Linked DNA regions of Homo sapiens: region 1 is linked to region 2. Evidence: read pairs that join two places in POLR2A ChIA-PET (ENCODE). Cell type or tissue: HepG2. All regions are shown on one strand. Links, peaks and the distances in the headings refer to the core of each region. The heading gives the core; the rest is flanking DNA. Region 1 overlaps ABCB1 (ATP binding cassette subfamily B member 1). Region 2 overlaps ABCB4 (ATP binding cassette subfamily B member 4).

The links. ChIA-PET counts read pairs that join two places held together with the same protein. Peaks named below come from ENCODE experiments on the same cell type or tissue, not always from the same donor. Only the 100,000 strongest peaks of a DNase experiment are listed, where the experiment ranks them.
Region 1: POLR2A ChIA-PET joins it to region 2 with 5 read pairs; 2 of 35 experiments call an interaction of 5 or more read pairs at or near these places.

The regions. Positions count from the first base shown.
Region 1 is chr7:87,566,700-87,572,081 of GRCh38, reverse strand. ABCB1 (ATP binding cassette subfamily B member 1) reads left to right here. Exons shown (of 28, transcript NM_001348946.2): 5 at 1,859-1,910; 6 at 5,106-5,297. Among named protein-coding and RNA genes, the nearest start is that of ABCB1, 31 kb to the left of the region's middle. In HepG2, for the core only: no CTCF peak of the experiment used is centred there; a DNase peak (open chromatin) is centred at 2,621; H3K4me3 peaks cover 529 bases.
Region 2 is chr7:87,462,623-87,467,949 of GRCh38, reverse strand. It overlaps ABCB4 (ATP binding cassette subfamily B member 4), which reads left to right. Exons shown (of 28, transcript NM_000443.4): 4 at 5,042-5,192. Among named protein-coding and RNA genes, the nearest start is that of ABCB4, 10 kb to the left of the region's middle. In HepG2, for the core only: no CTCF peak of the experiment used is centred there; DNase peaks (open chromatin) are centred at 2,549 and 3,719; H3K4me3 peaks cover 1,161 bases.

The DNA of each region.
Region 1 (5,382 bases), core at 137-5,136, 100 kb before region 2:
GCAGAAGAAATCTCACAACTGATTTAAATAAAAATTCAATCTGAAAAAGTTTATTGTTGTATTGACATAAGGCAAAGCAGTCAAGAATCCCTCTTGCATGTTTTTCTAAGCTTCTGCATCTCTTTGTTTCTTCCTTACCTTCTGTCTTACCCTTTAATGGAGTTTTCTCCAGGATTCTGTGCTTGGCCTGCTGTTTTCTCCCTATCTGCTGGCCTGTCCTTATGGGTAAGGAGAGATGGATTTAGCTATGGCCTCTAGCACATGAATCCTAAATCTTTAGATCTGAACTGTCTCTAAAACTGGAAAGTTACGGTCTGAATACTTATTGGACATCTTCAATTGAATGTGCCAGGCACTGCAAAACAAAAATGTTCAAGACCAAACTAATAATCTCTCCTCTGACCAGGGTAGCTCTTTTTGCTGACTTCTTATTTCCCACCATGACACTAGCATTCTCCAAATGCTTAGGCTTGATGTTTTGATCATTTTTAAAATTTTTACTCTCTCTACTTATATTCTATCAGTTGCTAAGTCCTGTAACTTCTTCCTCTATAAGTCTCATAAGTATTTGCTTTCTTTTCTATTCTCATTTAGACTCTCTTTCCCTACATAGTTATAGTAGCTGAAGTCCCTTAGTCTCTCCACATTCCAGTTAATCGTATACATTGCTGGTGGCTAAACTCTCGTAGAACATACTTCTAATTATATCCTATTTTGCTCAAAACTGTCGAACAACTGCTGGTCTGTTTTCTTGCACCATACCTGCAGGACCCAGATTATCTTTCCAGCTACATAACCACCTCCCTCCATCCACACAACACACTTCCTACCCCTGTCAAAAACAGGCTTACCCATTCTTCAAACTTGCCGTTGACTTTTGTCCATATTGTTCACTTTGCTAGAAATAGTTTTTCCCCTCTTTTCCATACCAGTTGAAATCAGACTCAACTGAAACAGGCCCTTTCATTTTAACATAACTTTTTGCAGTCTCGATTGTGATAATTTATCCTAGAAAATATTTACTCTTTGTACATTTATAACATATGTGTATAAGTATGTTTAACACAGCATTGCTTGTAACAGTAAAATATTGGAAACAAGTGAAATAGTTGCAACATTGAAAAAATAGATACACACATATATATACTGACAGGAAAAAATTTGGCCACTAAATGTAAACTATGACTCCATTGTTAAAAAATAAGTGTGTGTGCTTGTGTGTATATACATGCGTACATAAAATCTGAAAATGTACACACAAAAATGTTGAATTGTGCTCGTGTGTGTATATGTGTCTGAGTGTGTGTGTGTGTGTCTGTGTGTTAGGGGTAAAGTTATGAAATACTTTTATAATGTACTTTTTATCCAAAAATGTTAGCATTTGCTAATATTGGGTGATGAGCTCACTGGTGTTTATTACACTGTTCTTTGTATTTGATATTTTTAAATAAGAATAAAACTGGAAAAATGCTAAGATTTTAAATATATACCTTAGTACCAAGTACTCAATGGCATTTATCAGGACAAAAGATTTTTCTTTAGTGGGATCTTGGAGTGATATTCCAAAAAATATTTTAATTCAAGGACACTGATATTTCTGCTGACAGACTACCTCTTACCAAATGTGGGTTTCTTCTTGCAAATAAACATCACTGAGTTGGTGTATATGTGGTTGCACACAGTCAGCAGAGAAGTATTTGAATGAATGCCATAATGCTTACACACAATTAAAACTGAGTCAGTTCGACCTATTTTTATGTAAATCATTAAATGAAATGAGTTTGATTCATTTTTACATGTTTATTTTTAATGGAGACTAAAGAGACATAAATGGTATGTTTGTTTTGTGGTGGTCTAGGTGATATCAATGATACAGGGTTCTTCATGAATCTGGAGGAAGACATGACCAGGTAATTAGACATTCTCCTTACTATTGTTAAGTTTTTCTATATTCATCAAGTTGTAGAAATGTTTAAAACTTTGCATTATCATCACAGAAATTTTAAGGAGAACAATACTCTTGATAGTTTTTAGAAGAGTATATGTAGACTTTTTAAGAAAAGAATTGGCTGCATAAAGTATACAAAAGTTAGAGTTAAGCTTAAAATGGACATATATGCATTGATCAATGTAGAATATCATATTAATATATAAGGAAATTAGAGGAGTTTAAGGTAGTCTTTTAAAATGCAGTTGAATTAAGAATCATTATTTTCTATAATATATATGTGCCAGGTGTGGTGGCACATAGCTACAGTCCTAGCTACTTGGGAGGCTGATGTGAGAGGATTGCTTGAGCCCAGGAGTTCAAAGCTGCAGTGAGCTATGATCACATCACTGCACTCCAGCCTGGGGGAAAGAGCAGGACCCTGTCCCCCACACCCCCCCACAAAAAAAGAGAGAGACAGAATAATTATTTTCAATGGCTTATAATTATTAATTTGTTTCCTGGATGTTTTCATACGACATGACAATGAAAGCAGCCAAAAGAAATTTTTTTTAAACTCAACATCTGATTCTGAACAATAAAATAAAACATCCCAGAAAAAATACAGTCTCTCTATTCTTAACTCACACTGGGGAAGCTTTTGGTTAATGATTTACATATCTTGAAGTTTATTCTCCAGAACAGCTTATAACAGATGTCCAAAGGTACGTGTAGGTGAATCAGAAGAAAATGATTTTACATTACTGTGTAAATGATCTGGGTACATTTGAAAAAAATAGATTTTTTTTTTTTTTTTTTTTTGAGACAGAGTGTCACTCTGTCCCCCAGGCTGGAGTGCAGTGGTGCGATCTCGGCTCACTGCGACCTTCGATTCCTGGCTTCAAGCGATTCTTGTGTCTCAGCTTCCCAAGTGGCTGGGATTACAGGCGTGTGTCACTACACCCAGCTAATTTTTGTATTTTTAGTAGAGATGGGGTTTCACCATGTTACCCAGGCTGGCCTTGAACTTCTGACCTCAGGTGATCCACCCACCTTGGCCTTCCAAAGTGCTGGGATTACGGGTGTGAGCCGCCATGCCCTGCCGAAAATGGAGACACTTTATCATATTTTGAAAGCTGAGGACCAAATACCTCCAAATATTCCTGTGGAGAGGCATTGTTTTTTACATTGGGGAAAATGAAACAGAATGTCTTTTAATCATCATGTACATGCTTTTGAGTAAACATACACTGACAGTTTAAAATACATTAACTTATTCTCAAAGCATGAGTTTTCCTTGTGATGTGGGGTTTCTATTAGCTATCTCTTGCTATATAATGAACACTTAGATAGAATACTATCTCTTGTTGTATCATGAACACTTAGATAGTAATTAGTTATTGAGTTATCTGTTAACTAAAACTTAGTGTTCTAATTACATCTTCCTTGATAAATGCATTGTAAGTTACAAGGTAGAGTTTGGGGAAAACTTGTTTCCCAAGATTCCTGATGGGCTGAGTGCTGAATTGTGAACAGCAATGTCAGAGACTGTCTGCTTGTTACCTAGCCATCTTTATAGCTTCTGCATGATTCAAACACACAGTTTAATTTGAAGATGGTAAGTAGTGAAGTTTAAAAAGTGGGAATATTGGAATACTGTATTTTATTTTAGAATGTTTGCCTTTAACCTAAAAATTAATTGTTTAGTGAAGCCCAAGAATTGTTTGCATTTTTTTTTTTTGAGATGGAGTTTTACTCTGTCACCCAGGTTGGAGTGTAGTGGCACGATCTCTGTGCACTGCAACTTCTGCCTTCAAGCGATTCTCCTGCCTCAGCCTCCTGAGTAGCTGGGATTACAGGTGTGCACCACCACACCCGGCTAATTTTTATTATTATTATTATTATTATTATTGTCGTATTTTTAGTAGAGACGGGATTTCACCACTTTGGTCAGGCTGGTCTCGAACTCCTGACTTCATGATCCGCCCACCTTGGCCTCCCGAAGTGCTGGGATTACAGGTGTGAATTGTTTGCTTTTCTTTTTTTTTTTTTGAGATGGAGTCCAGCTCTGTCACCCAGGCTGGAGTGCAGTGGCACGATCTCGGCTCCCGGCAACCTCTGCTTCCTGGGCTCAAGCGATTCTTCTGCCTCAGCCTCCCAAGTAACCAAGTAGCTGGGACTACAGTCGCACGCCACCACGCTTGGCTAATTTTTTTGTATTTTTTGTAGAGACAGGGTTTCATCATATTGGCCAGGGTGGTCTCCAACTCCTGACCTTGTGATCTGTCTGCCTCGGCCTCCCAAAGTGCTGGGATTATAGGCGTGAGCCACCACGCCTGGCCTGTTTGCTTTTTTAAATATGAAAACTCAGAGCAAGGAAACATTAATTCAGGATTTCTAGATTGATTAAGGGTCTGTTTTTTAAGACAATACTCGTGTTTTTTAATGCTAGAATTTAAATTGGAAGGGCCACTATTTGATTCGTTAAGCATTTTAGGATAACTCACGATGGCCAGTTGGGCAAATGAAATAAAACTACTTTTTAAAAATTTCATTTGTCTCTTGGCATCTAAACTCTACTAGATTAATAGCCCAAGGGATAATCCCTAGCCCAAAAGGCCAAGGGATTATTTCCATTTCTTGATCCCACTTTCTGACAAGTTCTGTCACTTCTTTTCATCCCCAATGTACAGAGACCAACCCAATGCACTTATCAACTGATGCTGATGTAATAAAAATATTACAGTGGTGGGTCTTACCTGATGCTGTGATTCCCCAATATACCACACCATCTTTCACAGTAACTGGCATTCTCTGAGTGCTTACTATGTGCTGGGCACTGGTCCAAGTATATTTCATGCATGAGTATTTTTATCTCTGTTTTACTAATTAGAAAACTGAGGCTTAGAAAAGTTAAGCAGCTTGCCTAAGATTACATAACAGTGAAGTGAAGAGCTGGGATTTGAGCCAAAGCAGAAATCATTCTTAACCATTCCACCATATTGGTGCAAACATAGTTGGATGGTGACTATCAACTCTGCTTGTTACAACCCCTTCTTATTTGTTAAGGATGGCGAGATACCCAGATAAGTGAAAAAATAGGAATGAGTGGTCTCTTTGGAAAAGGTACATTGATTAGGAAACAGAGAGCATGTGCAGTGTTCTTGTTGTTTTTCAGGTATGCCTATTATTACAGTGGAATTGGTGCTGGGGTGCTGGTTGCTGCTTACATTCAGGTTTCATTTTGGTGCCTGGCAGCTGGAAGACAAATACACAAAATTAGAAAACAGTTTTTTCATGCTATAATGCGACAGGAGATAGGCTGGTTTGATGTGCACGATGTTGGGGAGCTTAACACCCGACTTACAGAGTAAGTATTTAGTTTTATGTTGAACTTGGGTGTCGTTCTTATCCTTAGTAAAATGAAATAGATGTCATCACATCTGTTAGGAGGT
Region 2 (5,327 bases), core at 328-5,327:
CCTTTCCTGCTTTCTCTTGTGGGCATTTAGTGCTATTAATTTCCCTCTACCCACTGCTTTAAATGTGTCCCAGAGATTCTGGTATGTTGTGTCTTTGTTCTCATTGGTTTCAAAGAACATCTTTATTTCTGCCTTCATTTCGTTATGTGCCCAGTAGTCGTTCAGGAGCAGGTTGTTCAGTTTCCATGTAGTTGAGCGGTTTTGAGTGAGTTTCTTAATCCTGAGTTCTAGTTTGATTGCACTGTGGTCTGAGACACAGTTTGTTATAATTTCTGTTCTTTTACATTTGCTGAGGAGTGCTTTACTTCCAACTACGTGGTCAATTTTGGAGTAAGTGCAGTGTGGTGCTGAGAAGAATGTATATTCTGTTGATTTGGGGTGGAGAGTTCTGTAGATGTCTATTAGGTCCACTTGGTGCAGAGCTGAGTTCAATTCCTGGATATCCTTGTTAACTTCTGTCTCGTTGATCTGTCTAATGCTGATAGTGGGGTCTTAAAGTCTCCCATTATTATTGTGTGGGAGTCTCTTTGTAGGTATCTAAGGACTTGCTTTATGAATCTTGGTGCTCCTGTATTGGGTGAATATATATATTTAGGATAGTTAGTTCTTCTTGTTGAATTGATCCGTTTACCATTATGTAATGGCCTTCTTTGTCTCTTTTGATCTTTGTTGGTTTAAATTCTGTTTTATCAGAGACTAGGATTGCAATCCCTGCCTTTTTTTGTTTTCCATTTGCTTGGTAGATCTTCCTCCATCCCTTTCTTTTGAGCCTATGTGTGTCTCTGCACGTGAGATGGGTTTCCTGAATACAGCACACTGATGGGTCTTGACTCTTTATCCAGTTTGCCAGTCTGTGTCTTTTAATTGGAGCATTTAGCCCATTTAAATTTAAGGTTAATATAGTTATGTGTGGATTTGATCCTGTCATTATGATTTTAGCTGGTTATTTTGCTCATTAGTTGATGCAGTTTCTTCCTAGCCTTGATGGTCTTTACAATTTGGTATGTTTTTGCAGTGACTGGTACTGGCTGTTCCTTTCCACGTTTAGTGCTTCCTTCAGGACCTCTTTTAGGGCAGGCCTGGTGGTAACAAAATCTCTCAGCATTTGCTTGTCTGTAAAGTATTTTATTTCTCCTTCGCTTATGAAGCTTAGTTTGGCTGGATGTGAAATTCTGGGTTGAAAATTCTTTTCTTTAAGAATGTTGAATATTGGCCCCCTCTCTCTTCTGGCTTGTAGAGTTTCTGCCGAGAGATCAGCTGTTAGTCTGATGGGCTTCCCTTTGTGGGTAACCTGACCTTTCTCTCTGCATGCTCTTAACATTTTTTCCTTCATTTCAACTTTGGCGAATCTGACAATTATGTTTCTTGGAGTTGCTGTTCTCGAGGAGTATCTTTGTGGTGTTCTCTGTATTTCCTGAATTTGAATGTTGGCCTGCCTTGCTAGATTGGGGAAGTTCTCCTGGATAATATCCTGCAGAGTGTTTTCCAACTTGGTTCCATTAATCCTGTCACTTTCAGGTACACCAATCACACATAGATTTGGTCTTTTCACATAGTCCCATATTTCTTGGAGGCTTTGCTTGTTTCTTTTTATTCTTTTTTCTCTAAACTCCTCTTCTTGTTTCATTTCATTCATTTGATCTTCAATCACTGATACCCTTTCTTCCACTTGATCGAATTGGCTACTGAAGCTTGTGCTTTCGTCACATAGTTCTTGTGCCATGGTTTTCAGCTCCATCAGGTCCTTTAAGGACTTCTCTGCATCGGTTATTCTAGTTAGCCATTCATCTATTCTTTTTTCTAGGTTTTTAACTTCTTTGCCATGGGTTCGAACTTCCGTCTTTAGCTCAGAGAAGTTTGATCATCTGTAGCCTTCTTCTCTCAACTCATCAAAGTCATTCTCCGTCCTGCTTTGTTCCATTGCTGGTGAGGAGCTGCATTCCTTTGGAGGAGGAGAGGCGCTCTGATTTTTAGAATTTTCAGTTTTTCTGTTCTGTTTTTTCCCCATCTTTGTGGTTTTATCTACCTTTGGTTTTTGATGATGGTGACGTACAGATGGGTTTTGGCGTGGATGTCCTTTCTGTTTGTTAGTTTTCCTTCTAACAGTCAGGACCCTCAGCCGCAGGTCTGTTGGAGTTTGCTGGAGGTCCACTCCAGACCCTGTTTTCCTGGGTATCAGCAGCGGAGGCTGCAGAACAGCGAATATTGATGAACAGCGAATGTTGCTGCCTGATTGTTCCTCTGGAAGTTTCGTCTCAGAGGGCTGCCCGGCCATGTGAGGTGTCAGTCTGCCCCTACTGGGTGGTGCCTCCCAGTTAGGCTACTCGGGGGTCAGGGACCCACTTGAGAAGGCAGTCTGTCCATTCTCAGATCTCAAATGCTGTGCTGGGAGAACCACTACTCTCTTGAAACCTGTCAGACAGGGACATTTAAGTCTGCAGAGGTTTCTGCTGCCTTTTGTTCAGCTATGCCCTACCCCTAGAGGCAGAGTCTACAGAGGCAGGCAGGTCTCTTTGAGCTGTGGTGGGCTCCACCCAGTTCCTGGCCGCTTTGTTTACCTACTCAAGAGCTTCCTGGCCGCTTTGTTTACCTACTCAAGTCTCAGCTATGGAGGGCACCCTTCCCCCAGCCTCGCTGCCACCTTGCAGATTGATTTCAGACTGCTGTGCTAGCAATGAGCGAGGCTTCGTGGGTGTGGGACCCTCTGAGCCAGGCGTGGGATGTAATCTCCTGATGTGCCGTTTGCTAAGACCATTGGAAAAGCGCAGTATTAGGGTGAGAGTGACCCGATTTTCCAGGTGCCGTCTGTCACAGCTTTGCTTGGCTAGGAAAGGGAATTCCCTGACCTCTTGTGCTTCTCGGGTGAGGGGATGCTTCCCCCTGCTTTGGCTCATGCTCGGTGCGCTGCACCTACTGTCCTGCACCCACTGTCCGACAAGCCGCAGTGAGATGAACCTGGGGCCTCAGTAGGAAATGCAGAAATCACCTGTTATCTGTGTCACTTGCACTGGGAGCTGTTGACTGGAGCTGTTCCTAATCAGCTATCTTGGAACCGCCTCTGAAAGCTGGTTTTAATGCATAGGTTTTAAATCTGCCTCCTACAGAAAATACAATCCTACAAACCTTAATGTAGGAACAGAAATTTTCATTTGAATTTAGAAGTTTTAGCTTAAGTTAAACTTAAATTTAATATTTATTTTCACCTCTTACTAGATATCTTAATAGATATTTTTTGTCCTGAAAGAGGTTGAGGATAAAACTGTGCTCTAACAGGAGTTAGAAATATATTATTTTCTGGAAAATCACTGAAAACAAACCTAGGTTTACTTAGGATGTTGCTGTGAAATTCACCTCGTTTTAAATTTATGCTTAGAGGCTGTAAAATTGTATTCAATTAATATGAAAACATTTAAAATGCTTTTTAATGTTAACAACCTGACCCTGTGCTTTTAACTATAGCTGACAGACTCAAGTGTTCTGTTTTCCTTTTCCCAGAACCACTAAAAATGAACCTTTGGGACACTGGTCCCTTTGTGACAATTTTAGGGACCCAGCTCCATTGGCTCTTGACTTTACCTGCTCCCATTGTTTTATCCAAGCTCTGCCTGGTTTCTGACCCTTTGTCTCTTTCGGTTCTCTTGCTTGCCCTGTGTGTTTGATGATGGAGTTTGTCCCTGTCCCTGAAACCTTGCCTGAACTCCTGGAAATCTTTGAGAATGGTGTACACACATATCCACTTTCCACCATGTGCCTCTAACCTCAGCCTCACCCGGGTTATTGACCCAGTCTGACCTAGCTTCAGCCCTCAAAGGCTCCACTGTGCCAAGCCTGGCTCATCACCCTCTCTCCCAATAACTGTTCTTTGTCCCCAAAAGGGGCTGAGGTGGGGGGAATGGGCAGAGTAAAGCATTTTAAAAGAGAGGAGAGAAAAAAAAGATAGGAAGCTATAGAAATGGAAATGTAAGATGAGGAAAATGTAGTCTAGAAGGCAGAGGAGGAAAGAAGAACAAAGAGAAAGAGAGCCATAAATGGGTCAATCAAAAACAGAAAGAAAAGGTGAGAAATGGAAGAGGACTAATAAGACAGTAACAAAGTCCTTTGAAGTGTTAGAACACTGAACTGCTGGTTAGTTCTTGAGGGTTGTGCACTTCACTGTGACAACTGGTATCACCCTTCCCCTCTGTAGGTAGTACTGTGTCCAAGATTCTTGGTGTGGCCCACCAGCGCAGGCCTTCTATCTCTCTCCAACATCCTCTCCCACACTTTGTACTGTGCCCTTCAGGAATTCCACTGCCAGGGGTTACTTAAGCATTCCATGTAGTTTCTAGTTACCTTCTTATTCTAAGCCTAAATTCTTCCTACTTCTTTTACACTCGCCGATTCTTCTCCAGCGAACTCCCTCTTACCCTTCAAGGTTCTGCATACTTGGCAGGTGACACTGGTGAAAACTAAATTTTTAAAAAAGGTTCTGCATAAGGATCTCCATAGGCAAGACTTCCCTAAGGTGCATATATAGACACACTGTAATGTTTATTGTGCTTCACTACTGAGTTGCCTTTTTAAAGCTAACTTAAACCTTCTAAAGGGATCTTATCTCAAAACTCAGAGCATCTATTTTCCTCTATTTTAAATTCTCCCTCTGAAATATTCTGAATGCTTTTTTAAAGGATGTGGTGTGTGTGTGTGTGTGTGTGTGTGTGTGTTTAAACTTAATGTCTTTCCCTAGCCGTTCTTTATTACCACAGGAGCTCTGGGATATCAAATAATATTTCTTAAACCTTTATCCCTTTTGATTGTATAGTAATTATTTATTCAAATCAGATACCAATTAAACATAATTAGATTGATTTCTTCACAGAATACAAAATAAACAGAATCATGAAATTAAGTTGTTAATGATTTGAAGGCCTCCTTTTCTAAGACATTCATTTACAACTCTTAAAAAAGTACTGACTTTAAATAAAAATCCAAAGAATATATAATTATGGAAGAGGAGAAATTCCATTCCACAGCTAAGTATTATTTTATTTCCTTTTTTTAGTTTCGATACTCCGATTGGCAGGATAAATTGTTTATGTCGCTGGGTACCATCATGGCCATAGCTCACGGATCAGGTCTCCCCCTCATGATGATAGTATTTGGAGAGATGACTGACAAATTTGTTGATACTGCAGGAAACTTCTCCTTTCCAGGTAAGCATTTCTTTACCTTTTAAAAAAATCCATAGCATTTCTTTAACTGGGTAAAAATTTGGGAGTTGATTTTGCTATTCATTACCATCTTATTTAATGATTTGGATATCTGGTTGACTCCAGATATCATAGAAG